Regions from separate parts of the Homo sapiens genome. Here region 1 is linked to region 2. A link is a loop called in an ENCODE intact Hi-C map of the cell type or tissue named here. Cell type or tissue: psoas muscle. All regions are shown on one strand. Region 1 overlaps FBXO40 (F-box protein 40). Region 2 overlaps HCLS1 (hematopoietic cell-specific Lyn substrate 1).

Region 1 (2,500 bases), 51 kb before region 2:
CAGTTTCTCCTCTAGGAAACAAGGAGGTTAAAACAGACCCTTTCCTTTCAAAATGAGGTCCTTAGACCATCAGCTTCATCTGGATTTTGTTACAAGGAAAGAGTCTCAGGCCTCACCCTGGTCCCACTGGATCAGAATCTGCATTTTAAAAAGTTTGCCCGGGTGATTCCTTTGCATGTTGAAGTTTGAGAAGCTATGGAATATGGATTTCTTAATATCTGCCTGATCCAGATTTCGGATTCTGTGCCTGTCAAGTGTTTAAAAGAACAAGTACTTTAATCCCCTGCAAACAATCTGGCAGTGCTCAGATTATCTATTATAAATCCAGCCCACTGAGGTCTTTTCTTCAATGAGGCCTACATTAACCTAAGTTGAAATGATTTCCTTTTCACCTTAAAAAAAAAAGCAGCCCCAATTAGCATACATCTGACACCACTCTACTTTCTTCCTAAATTTGTTTCAAATTACTCTCGCAGCTTTTAAAATGCTGCCTTTTTAAGGGTTCAGTTTAATTCAGTTCAATCCTATTCAATGTTCTCGTTGACTGAGTGCTGGGGGCAGTGTTTGCTCTACTCACTCTCAGTCCCTAGAAGCCCATTTGGTGGGTCCTTAAGAAGTATTATCACCCTCTGTTGATATTCCGGTCAGACCTCCTTCCACTGCCTGCACACACCTCGCTGGCGACAACACTTGTGCCCATCATTGGAACCTCTCTCACCATTCTCACCATCACAGCAACTTTGCCAGGTTCTGCCAACTGCCACAGCCAATCACAAGAGAGAAGGCAAGTCTCAAGGACCACACTTTCCTTTTTTCTTGATGAGCAGAATAATGCAGATGAGCAAAAAAATTTACAAATTTTGGCCTAGGAAACAAAGATGCCTTCAAGTTGTCTTTATGGCATCTACAAAGTTTCAGTCCTAAAGCAGTACTATTTGAATTCCTAAGTGCTTAAGGAATGGCTCGTGGTGATTAAAGGGGGCCGAAAGTGGGGGGAAGTGTGGAGGCTTACATTCTTAAAAGAGTGAGGAAATAATTTTTAAAAAATAGAATTTGAATATCATCAAACTGACAGTGGAATATAAGATACATTGGAGTGAGGGGGACTGAAAATGGAAAGACCAGACATGGCTACAGGAGGGCAGTGGGAACACATGAAGGCCTGGAGGAGGGAGGTGACCATGAGAATGACCTTCCTCATAGAGTGACTCATCTATTACACACTCCCTATTTCATCTCATTGGATCCTTGTGCAACCCTATTGGTTATTATAGGCCCCCTTTTTTTTTTTTTTTTTTTTGAGACAGAATTTCACTCTGTTGCCCAGGCTGGAGTGCAGTGGCATGATCTTGGCTCACCACAACCTCTGCCTCCCAGGTTCAAGTGGTTCTTGAGCCTCAGTCTCCCGAGCGTCTGGGATTACAGGTGCCTGACACCACACCCGGCTACTTTTTTGTATTTTTAGTAGAGACAGGGTTTCTCCATGTTGGCCAGGCTGGTGTCAAACTCCTGACCTCAAGTGATCCACCTGCCTTGGCCTCCCAAAGTGCTGGGATTACAGGTGTCAGCCACCGTGCCCTGCTTATAAGTCCTACTTTTGAATTAATAAATTAGCTTTAGGTAGATTAACTTGTCAAAAATCACTCAGCTTATTCATGGGAGTGCTCATTGATTTACTTTATATTGGGGGTGTCAGGTAAGGACTCTCTGTGGAGGTAACATGTAAGCAGAAAACTAAGTGGCAAGAAGGAGTCCACAGAGCAAATACAGAACAAGAGGAGAATTCTCGTAGAAAGAGCAGGTACACAGGCCCTGTGCTGGAATAAGTGACAAGACCAGAGCAAAGTGCATAAGGGTGGGAGGTCAGGCAAAAGAGCAAGCAAGGGAGAGCTCATGCATGGCCTCATGGGCCAAGAGAAGGACTTCAGAGTTTATTTCCTTGTGAAGGGAATCCACTGGAAGTTTTAAGTTGGGGAGTAATAACCTAGTTTTGTAAATTGTGAAAAATTACGCCTTCTGCTGGTAAATATTGCCAATCCATTCTCCCCAAAATAGGAGCTTTAAAATTCCCCTGTCTTAGCAGTCAACATAATATGATTTAGATTTAAATACTACAAAGATTCATACAGAGCTAGATTTTTCTAGATGTGCTAGATGTAGTTTAAATGGAATATGAGTTGGTGGAAGGACCTGGTGTGTGAACTGAGACATGGTGCAAAATAGAAGGAGTGAGACTGATTATAAACCCATTGCACTACACCGGGTGAGCAAGGATGATGCCTGGCATTGGGCAGTGGTGGAGATGGAAAGAAGTGGGCAGAATTTGCCCACTCCTTTTCCAGATCTTTTGTCAAGGCCTTCCCACCTAATTGGCAATCCTCCCACCTTGGTCTCCCACAGTGCTGGGATTACAGGCATGAGCCACTGAACTGGGCCCAATTTACACCTTTCTGCGTGGTCCACACAGCACCACAATCTGCATCAAATCAAGTTGCTGCCC
Region 2 (2,500 bases):
CACTAAAATAACCTTCTGATCTTTAGTCCCATTTTTCATGTTCTTAAATATTAGAGGACAATGGTACCTATATTCTGATAACTGGAAAGTTATTTTCTTTTCTGAATGGATCTGCTTTCTATCAATTAGAGGATGTGTCTCAAAAAGCAGAAAAATATTCACATACCATTGGACCTACACATTCTAGTTTTAGCAGTCTACACCAGGGAAATGATTTTAAATATGGCAAAGCTTAATGTCCTTAATGTCTAAATGATACTCATTGAAGCATCGTATATAATAGCAATAACTAAGAAACAATCTATATGACCAATGGTTGGATAATAGTTAAATAAATTGAAATACTACCTTTCACTAGTGTACTAGGAAGTCATTAAATATAATGCTTATAAAAACACAGAACTGGGGAAATTTATGTAAACATTAGTGGTATTTTTTATGCTTTTTGGTCATGAATTAAGATCTTCTGCCCCTTCCCCCCAGGCTGATAATACCTGAGAAAACTAAGGACTAATGAAAACTAACTAAGAAAATCCACTCACAGTTATTGCTATAACACTTTAAGCCTCAAATTATCTTGATTTGAAGGGACACCTCTATCCCTAAGAGAAAGTACCACCAAAAAAGGCATTATCTTTCTTACTTCACACCCACTTCCATCTTTACCATGAAGGTGACTGCAACAATTAAGAGGGCAGAAAGCCATCTTGGCCAACCTCTTTGGCTTGAGGATATGAAGTGATAGCTCAGCCCCACGTGACAATCAGATCTGTTATTTGGACACATATAAGGATCCGGGGATTCTTGGAAACATTTGGGCAAGAGAACCCTAAATAAGAAATTTGACTTTCTGCAGCAAGCAATGAGGGTTTAGGGTATTAAGATAGTGATGTTAGATGGTGAGCTGGGACTTTACCAGCGCAGGACAACCAGACACATTGGTTATACGTAGAATGGCTGTCTCACAGCAGAAATTGTCTTCTTTTAAGGAAGAATAGATCCATCTGGTGGCCTTTAGTGGATAATTCTACCAAAGGTCTTTTTAAAAAGCCTTCTCAGCTTTAGCCGCAGTTAATTTTAGAAAGCTGGCTATGAACCAGATGAAATTAAGCCAAGTGCTGGAAGAACCCCCTGTTCCCATGCCTCCTCTAAACTCTCTGGCAGCGTTGAAAGCAGAGATCTTGTGTTGTCAGTTCAACACCAACACTGTGTCATAAGCTACTAGTACCAAGGACATGTAAATGCCTGCCCAATATCTTCCAACTGAAGTATTCAGATGAAAGATCAAGAAAATGGGGCCAAAATTTACTTTCAAATGGAAAAAATCTGCAATTTTTTAATGAATATAATAATTGTTAAATGGGTTATAACTATATTATAGTTAAAACAAGTTTTTAAAAGGGATTAGAAAATGATACTCAGAAATATTCATCTAAAGGATAACAGAAAAACTAGTCAGGGGATCATACCAATGATATAATTTGAATGAAATTGTTGAGGCCCAAAGAAAACAGACTTCTTTAGGTTATAGTGGAAGTCATTCTAAACAGGTCTTTATTATTATTATTATTATTGAGACAGAATCTTGCTCTGTCGCCCAGGCTGGAGTGCAGTGGTATGATCTCAGCTCACTGTAATCTCCGCCTCCCGGGTTCAAGTGATTCTCTTGCCTCAGCCTCCAGAGTAGCTGGGATTACAGGCATGCATGTCATGCCCCGCTAGATTTTGTATTTTTAGTAGAGACAGGGTTTCACCATGTTGGCCAGGCTGGTCTCAAACTCCTGACCTCAAGTGATCCTCTTGCCTTGGCCTCCCAAAGTGCTGGGATTACAGGCGTGAGCCACCACGCCTGGCCTAAACAGGTCTTAATCACATCATTCCTTCATTTTATAACTATTAACTAAACAACTTTTAAGTGTGAGGTACTGTTAGGCTCTGAGGACACAAAAATGTTTTATGTATGGAGATAGAGGACAGCTAGAAGAGATAGAGAGGAAAACAAAAAATTCCAATTCAATATGCTGTGTTGTGCCTAAGAAACTTTTGACATATTAACTCTCAGATATCCAATTTAAGTTTTAAAAGACTTTGTATTGATAAAGCAATGCAGTTTATGTGAACCAAGCAAAATGTAGCACCTCAAAGATGACTCATTCCTCAATCTGTGTTTGTTTTTTATTACAAAACTAAAAGCACAAATGTGAGTGACTCAGAATATAAGGTTTTTATTCACAGATGACCTGATCATGTATGTAGAAAATCCTAAAGAATTCACACAAAAAAAGCTACTAAAGCATTGTGCATTTGGCTAGGTCACAGGATACAAGGTCATTATATCAAAATCAATTGTATTTTTACATACTGGCCATAAACATTTGGAAACTGGAAGTTAAATATAAATACATGAAATAACATGAAACATTTTAGGATAAACTTAACAAAGTATGTGCAAGACCTAAACACTAAAAAATATTTCTGAAAATATTAAAGAAGATCTAAA

Evidence for each region. Peaks named below come from ENCODE experiments on the same cell type or tissue, not always from the same donor. Only the 100,000 strongest peaks of a DNase experiment are listed, where the experiment ranks them.
Region 1: a loop joins it to region 2, with 4 times the contacts of the local background. A loop is called at or near these places in 14 of 110 quality-filtered maps.

Annotation. Positions count from the first base shown.
Region 1 is chr3:121,596,380-121,598,879 of GRCh38, forward strand. All of the region lies in intron 1 of FBXO40 (F-box protein 40), which reads left to right. Among named protein-coding and RNA genes, the nearest start is that of FBXO40, 4.3 kb to the left of the region's middle. RefSeq lists a silencer at 1,110-1,310. In psoas muscle, no CTCF peak of the experiment used is centred here; no DNase peak of the experiment used is centred here; H3K27ac peaks cover 2,500 bases.
Region 2 is chr3:121,647,680-121,650,179 of GRCh38, forward strand. The region is part of intron 3 of HCLS1 (hematopoietic cell-specific Lyn substrate 1); the gene reads right to left. Among named protein-coding and RNA genes, the nearest start is that of HCLS1, 12 kb to the right of the region's middle. In psoas muscle, a CTCF peak has its summit at 1,014 (motif pointing left); no DNase peak of the experiment used is centred here; H3K27ac peaks cover 1,494 bases.